2 separate regions of the Homo sapiens genome follow, and region 1 is linked to region 2. Evidence: chromatin contacts called from ENCODE Hi-C data. All regions are on one chromosome and are shown on one strand. The core of a region is the stretch at or near the end of the contact, and the rest is flanking DNA. Distances in the headings are between cores, read along the strand shown.

Region 1 (4,082 bases), core at 1,382-3,881, 680 kb before region 2:
ATTTCCTTAGGAGAGCAGTGTTAACATTTAAAATTCACGCATATGAATTTTTTAAAGCTCATTATAAACTACCAAAGCCAGCTACATAACATTAATATTGGCATTCGTTATGTAAATGGTAACCTGGCTTGTCAGCCACTAGGTGACGCATCTTTGTACTTAAAACTTGGCATGTTTATAATCTACAGGAAATATAAAACAGACTATGTTTCTCCATTGGTGGATTAAAACACATGAATTAAATACAATGTTCACAAATTTGTAAGACGACCAAAATTCTTTTTGAGGACTTGTTTGTATCCAGAAAATGCCTGTGAGTGAACTAGAAGTGAGTGTTCATTAGAGCTGTGCCGTCTCTGAAGTTATGAGGGCATATATAAGAAACCCCACCCCAGAACTTTATGACAGCTCTCAGTGTGCTGTATATTCAGATACCTCCTGTAACTTTTCCAAAGCTTATCTAATAGCAGAATTTCCTTGTAAAACCCACAGGGAACATAAGATGTACTGTCTTAAGTCACTTCAACTTTACTTTTACTCATGACAAAAAAAATAGGCTGAACAGTTCTCTTTCAACTCTTTTTGAGCTTAAGAACACACAAACACATATCAGCAAAATTTTATACTTATTGATTATTTTTTGCATCTAAAGAGAAAGAGGGAAATAAACAGAACTTAATGTGATGTCAAGGTACTGTAAGTGGCAAACACCCCCCCACTAAAGTTGGATTGGGAAGAAAAATAGCCACAGTGCTTATAAAAAGCTTGCAACCACGAGGCAACTACAAATATGTTGCAATTTTTTGAGCTAAAACCCCTAAGTTTGTAGTCTTTTCAATAAATGGTTGGTGGGGGATAGTAGTCATTTGGTATCCTAAAAAAGGACTGTGAGTTGTAGCATCTCCTGGGAAGAGCAGGATAGGGAGGAAAAGGGGAGAGGAATGAGAAAGGAAGAAGGATTGAGAGTTCAGGGGAAAGAAAGGGTGAGGAGGCAAGGAGAGAGAGAACTAAAAAAAAGAAATGGAGGCATAAGGAGGCCACATGGGGAGTAGGGAGGGAGTAACAGGCAGGGAAGACAGAGGAGGAGAGAGGAGTAGATATGGGCTTGCCTAGGAAGGGGTGGGGTGATGAGTGAAGAGAAGTCTAAAGGAGCCAAAAGGGGTGGAGAGAGATAAGGAGGAGGGCAAAGCGAAGGAGAGGAGGGGTAAGGAGGAGAGGAAATTAAGGGAACAAGGAAAATGGGTGTTTCTTTTCTTTTGTGTCCATGGGCTGAATATAACTGAAGACATTTCATTGTATATCTACCCCTCCCCTCATACACACATTTACATGTATTAGCTATGAGGACAACAAATACATTTGATATTACAAACAAAAACCAAATTTTCATGCAGTGTCCTTTGCAAAATCTATATGTTTAAATGTAACCATGTTTAGTTATGTGCAATAAAAATTGTCTAATAATTTCTCCTAGCTATCTTTACATTTAGCACTTAAATATTTATTTCTATGGAAGTTTGTATTCCAATTTGTTCAGCATTTTCATGACTATGGTAAATAAAAGAATATTTTCACATAAATAATGAGACAAATGTGTTTTTAGGGGAAATTAGAATATGAAAAACATTACATGCAATTATTAGAAAATATAGCAAAACAGCTTTCTGAAGTCAAACAGTACTAGTATCTTTACCTTGTTTGCAGCAAAGTCAAACCTCCTGTTGAAACATTTTAAAAAATATTTTCTTCATTAATGCGAATGTGGTTAAAACGTAGAATATGTGGAAAATATTAGTCCCTTAATATCAAGCTACTAGAAAAGATGAATTAATCAATCATTCTTGAAACAAAATAAAAACAGGAATAATAAAATATTTTAGCAGTTTGATCCCTTTGAAGAATGTTTATAGGTATCTTGTAGCCATTTTACAGAAATATATTCAATGATTCTGATAATGCGTAGAATCTTCCTTTAGACTGTTCTTAATCCATGATATTTGAAAGGCATTCTTATTCAGAAAACAATGCTCAATATTCTAACCTTACAAAGAATCCAGCAGACAAAGAGGAACATAAAATTATTGCAAGAGACCAATAACTTCCAGACTGCCTGGGGAAGTATTCCAAGATGTTAACAATCCAGGAGGGAAAAATTTTAAAGCCATTTTTAAAAGTTTCCAGTGCCTTTAACATGAAAACAAGTTAGTACAAGAACATCTTATCTTAACCACAGAACTCTTAAAAACACACATAACGCGATTATTTTTCAAGTAATGTAAAAAGCACAGCCATGGTCAGTTCAACGTTTCACAATCTGGAGCTTATAGAGGAAATTATCTTGAATCAGGCAACTGATTTTCCCCTTTACACCCCTCTTTGTGAGGAGAAGAAAGACAAAAATCCCATAAAGTTTCTTGAAATCAGTACCTACTCACCTTCCTGTTGTGCCAAAATAATAGTGGGATGAAGCAGAGCGAGAAGTAGCCAGCTCCCCTTTTGCACAAAGCTCATCATGTCTAAATATCAGACATGAGACTCTTTGTGCAAAAAGGAGAAAAGAAAAGCAGTTCAAAGTAGCACCATCAAGTTGTTCCCTGCCCTTCAGCACCGGGCCCGTCATAAAACTCAGCCACTGAGATTCCTTTGCTTTGGCCTTAAATAGGAAAAAGTTTGGCTTCCCTCACTTTCCAGCCCCTTTCTGAAATATGAGAGCCGCACCCATCCCCTCAGCAGTAAAAGAAATGATAAATATTTCTTTTTCCCTTATAGAAGACACAACCCACAGTAAGAAAAAGAGCACATCTGGAGTTTGTATGCATCTGCTTATGTAAAAGTTTTTTTACATATTTCACTCTTACATATATGTTTGTATAACTTAGGAACGTATAGAAATGCTCTGCCTTGTTTTAATACATACAATGTAAATGCATACATTTTTATTTCCCCTTATGAAGTTAACAACTGCATAATTTTGAAAAACTGCTTGATGCCCATTTATCTAGTATGTCTAATTTACAGAACTGATCTTCCTAGAAGATTTTTATGTTGGGATTTTGCCAGAAGTAATCCTAACTCAATTTAAATAGGAGACTGTAAGAGACTCACGGAAAGAAATGCCACCGTATGCCCCTTCGACTCATCCACCCACCCTGGGTCCTAGAAGTTAAGTTTCAGGCAAATATCAAAAGACAAAGTATTTCAGCAATGTTTGAATGGCTTCCTAAAAGTTAGATACTTATCTATAGCTGTTTCCATTTCTCACAAATTTCTTTAGCAAGCCAGAGTGCTTTCTTGTGAGATTTCCAATTTTTATGCTGCCTGGGAAAGACAGAGCAGATTTTTCTAGAGAAAAATTCAGCCTTTTCATGACATAACTTTTTAGGAAACTGGAAGAGAAAGAGTTTATCACATAGAATAGCAAAAGAGTACCAGAGAAAGTGGTCATTTTTTCTGCATTACTCTAAAGATTAGTATAAATATTTCTAATTTAGACTTTTATGTGTATACTTTCCAGATCCTCATCCACAAAACTTTCCAATGTATTTCTGGATCTATCTAAGCAGTAATTTTTGTGTCATATTTGAAAGAGGGGCAAATACCATTTATAGGTCTTTGATAAATCTCTGCAGGAAAAATATGCTTGTCCACAGTATAAGGCTATATCTGGCAATGGAGATATCTCTTTACACCCTAATCATCAGTTCATAGTTAGTTCATCTATCTCTATAATCTACGGTGGACATTTCAATTCTAATCAAGGTCACTTGAACTAATTTTCTTCACCTTCACCTAAACATGTCCGTCTCTATGCCTGTGCACATAAAATTCTCCCCATTTCACACCAATTAATGGAAGTCACTTCCTTATGCCTCAATGCAAAACTTTCCTCCTTAAGTAAATTACCTCCTTTAAACTAATTTTCATCTTTCTCTTTCTTCTAATTTGTGTTACTAAATTTTCACTCAACTCATGTCATATGTATATTCCCAGGTGTACATGAATCCTGTAAGCATGGACAGTGGCAAACTTGCTTTCTTGTTTCTTGCATCTTTTTTTTTTTTTTTTTTGCGACGGGGTCGCCC
Region 2 (3,969 bases), core at 1,017-3,516:
GAGACAAACAGCAACAAAGTGTGGGCATTTGCAAAGTATGATCAGCACAAACAGCATCAGGCCCCCAGCTATTCCACTGCAACACTGATAAGGAAAGTTCAGACTTTGCTCCTGGAGCCCTTTTTGTAATTTCCTCGGTCATATCCAACTGCACTCTATGCTTAGTTTATTTTTTTGCCAAGAAGACTGATCTTAGCCACCTAAAAATTCTCATTGCAAAAGAAACCTCTTGTTTAAACCCCAAGTGCAACCGACAGCCCCTTTCCAATTAGCCCCTGCAACTTGCCCAGTCTCTTTCATGCCTGGCTACTGAGCTCAGTCTAGTTTGGCTGCCGGCCAGGTTCCTCTCTTTTTTTCCTTGTCAGTCGTAAAAACTTGGAAAACACTCCTGGACAGCTCAAGGAGACCTTTAATTATGCAGTGGGGCAGTACCTTAGCCTGTCTGCTGTTTCCAGCAAAGCCTGTAGTCACCAGCGACTGCACTCTCCCAATTTGTGGGTTTTCCAGCCAAGGCTACTTGTTCATATGGGGGGAAAAGGGAAAGACTGGCAGAGAAAGGGAGCAATTTGCAAATTTGAAGAATTTCCAATTCCTCTGAAAGTTTTCCACTTCCTCACATTCACTCTGTCTAATAATCTCCCTTACTTTAGCACCTAATCACCCATTTTGTAATACAGACACAAAATCATCAGTATTGTCTCCTGCTAGTCCTAGAAATCAGTCATGACTTGAACATTCTCCGTAACTTTTTATTCTCAAATGTTGGTGTAACGTATTTTAAAAGCAGGCACAAAATAAATTTATTAAATCCTTCCTAATTGACTGCATTACACTTTGTCAAACTTGCAGATTGAAATAGTGCATGTAAAATGTCTGATTGCAAATGAGTAAGGCGAGCTCAGTTGGGAAACACTACTAGGACCTAGGGAGGGGTACCTTGACTGCCAGCCCTCACTTACTTGGAGTTTGCCCAGCGTACCAAGTGGACCCGCCAAGCCCAACACCAGCTAAGTCTTCCTTACTCTACCTTGGCACGCTAGTTCCAGCTGCAGCGTCCAGCTTCCTGTTCAAGTCCCATTCAACATCGTAAACACATTCCAAGAAAACCAGCCTGCCCAGAGTTCCCTCCCGCACACAGGGAAGTCAGCGCGGCAGCCGCAGGAGCCTCAGAATAGAGAGAACTGCCTGCTCCGGATTCTGATCCGTGTGGCGAGTGAGGCCACGAGAAGGTGGACCCGGCCAAGCGAATTTAGCAGTCGGAGCGAGAACCCAAGGGCTCATCACCCCCGCCGCGCCTTGCGCCCTCCAGAAGAAGCTACTTGACCCGCGCAGCAGAAGGGTAACCATGTGGACGCCGCCCCTTCCTTTGGGCCCTCCCAGCTCTGAGCTTTAAAGTATCCGCGGCCCGGCCTCGGAGCTTCGCGCCTCCCCACCCCCATGCCCACATTCTCTCCCAGCGCCAACAAAAGGGAGGCTGCCCTGGAAGTTCGCTCCTGGGTCGCCTCGCTGTGACCCGACGATGACTTGCCTGCTCAGCCCAGTCTGATCCACGCACCCTCAGCCGGACGGATCCACGGTTTCCCCACCGCCTCCCTCCAGTTCCTGCTCACCGGCCCCCCGCCGCCGGACCAAAGTTACCACAAAAGGCTAAGGAGGTTTCTGGAGCCCGGAGACCGCTGCGTCCCCGACCTCGCTGGACTCCCCCAGTCATTTCTCAAGCGCTGCCATAGCAGGCGTCAACAGGTCTTAGCCTCCTTTAGTGCTGGACGACTCCCTGAGCATTTAGCTGTCCTAATTTTTTACAACCTGCTGGCCAGCGGCTACGCGCAGCCCCGCGCCCTCCTTCCCGGGCACTGGTGGCCGGAGCTGTCCACCCCCACCGCCCCTCGGGATATCAGCTTCTAAGCGATTCCACGCTACCTGGAGGGAGCCTGGGTTCGCAGCCAGGGAAGAGCCTAGATAAATCTCCGTACCTCACTGAGAGAGGCAGTCGGGTCAGGCTTCGGGCAGGGGCGTGGAGAGCTGCCGGTTCCTCCGAGCCTGGCGATCTCCACTCCGGCACGGCCGGGGCGCCGTCTCCGAGGCCGAGAGGGAAAGTTTCTCTACGCCAACACGGCGCTGGACTCGGGACCCTCCAGCTTCGGTCCCCTCCCTCTTCGCGCTCTCTCCCCCCTCCCTCCTCTTCCTAATCCGCCGAATCCAAAACTGGCGCTGGCGGCAGCTGGGACGCGGGGCTGGGGACTCCGGGTCGCTCCCGGCCGGGAACGCCGGGCTCCCCCTCTCGGTGAGAAGGAAACTCTAGCCGACTCCGGCTTGCGCACTTCTGGCGGTCTCCTTGGACATTTCCACACGGGACGCCTGTGTTCAAGCTCGCTGACTTTCCTTCTTTAATCTCTGATGGTCGTTATCTGTGGGCCCACTGGACTATCTCGCGCGTGCACGCGGAACCGGAGGTGGGTGGAGGGTGGAATGAGAGAGAAACCCATCCGCAGAAGGAGGGGCCCTACCTTACTCAGTCTTCAGCCCGGACAGAAGCAAAACCACAGGCCCCCTCTCCCACCCCACTCGCGCCGCGTTTCCTTTCCAGCCTCTTCCCTGAGACACTAGATCAGGACCATTTGCCTTTTCTTATCTCTGTGTGTTTCCTAACACAATTTTAAAACACCTCTGAGGCTTCATAGAGGGGTAAAGTGTCAAAAGAAATACACGAATAAGAGTAAAACGTGCCGTCTTCACAGCCTTTATCAAGAAAGCAGCCACAGTTGCTGCTGCTCTGGCCGCACCTCAGCGGACTGGTTTGTCCTCATTGGTTTGTCCTCATTTGTTTTTTAACTCGGCCTTAATCTCTGGACTTTGTTATGCCTTAAAACAGACACACACATACACACACTTGAAAATTGCCTTAACCCCCAGATCATACTCATTTGTTCCATTCAGATGTTTACCTCGGAATTAAGGACTTCTGTATAGGATTTGAGAGAAAACACAACAGCCCATTCTTACTGACCTTTGGTAAAGTTCTGCGTGGGAAAGGGAGCAAGAAGGAGTATCCTTATATAAGAAGTTCTTCAAGGATGAGAGGACCTTTACTAAAATTTTTTCTGCTGCTCAGAATTTAGTTTACTAAATTTTAGTTTGAGTGTGAAAATAGATGAGAAAAGGAAAAAGGCATTTTGCAAAGCTAGCAGTTATAATGTATTACAGTGGATCCAGGGCTTAGAGTCAGACAGGCCAGATTCCATTCCAAACTCCATCTTTACGCTTTCTGTGCCTACCAATTATAACTGTCAACAGGAATTCTATAATCTAGCTCACGGAGTCACAGTCACATTTACAGGAGTTAAAATAGAGTTGTGATAGGCGCAGAGAAAATACTCAATAAATATTTGGTTCTTATATCCCACCATGTTTTACTGTAATTAGGAGAGAGGGTGGTGCTAGAAATTTTCCCCCAAAGACCCTGTAACTGAATCAGTTTTCTTCTCCTTAATGCTTTTTCCATTTAAAAAGGCATCATTTCACAATTTTTGAAATGGAAACTATGTTTACAGATTAACTAGTTCCAGCTGAACTCCCTTATTTTAAATACAAGGTAACTGAAGTCTAGGGCTCTTAAGTGACTTTCCCCAAATCTCATGGTTTGGAGGTACTAAAGCTAATATCAGAAATCAGTCCTCATAATAACTTGGCTGGGGTCCTCTTTTAACTGTTTTTCTCTTTATCACAATAGTCAAGCACACATAAAAATAATTATATTAAAAATATTAATCTCAGGACAAATGCTAGTTTTTTTCTGTAAATAACTCTTAAGCAATTAATTTATGAACAATCATTAAAAATTAAATAATGTCATTTAGATGATCACTTGGTATCAATGTGATTATAAAAATAAAACAAATGGTAGTCCAGTATTTAGGAATAAGGAGGTTGATGAGATGAACGAATCCATGCTTACATTATATATTTACA

What was found. A loop is a pair of places that touch in the nucleus more often than their neighbours do. Pooled maps may share reads with other maps.
Region 1: a loop to region 2 is called in a map of tibial artery, with 11 times the contacts of the local background. The contact joins the promoter of COL3A1 here to the promoter of GULP1 in region 2. A Hi-C loop is called at or near these places in 8 of 168 maps with a recorded cell type or tissue (IMR-90, aorta, ascending aorta and 5 more) and 14 of 50 pooled maps.

What each region holds. Positions count from the first base shown.
Region 1 is chr2:188,972,922-188,977,003 of GRCh38, reverse strand. COL3A1 (collagen type III alpha 1 chain) reads right to left here and starts at 2,631. Exons shown (of 51, transcript NM_000090.4): 1 at 2,436-2,631. The coding sequence starts at 2,514. The region is part of intron 1 of LOC105373791 (a long non-coding RNA gene); the gene reads left to right.
Region 2 is chr2:188,290,171-188,294,139 of GRCh38, reverse strand. It overlaps GULP1 (GULP PTB domain containing engulfment adaptor 1), which reads right to left and starts at 2,266. Exons shown (of 12, transcript NM_016315.4): 1 at 1,974-2,266. RefSeq lists an enhancer at 1-414.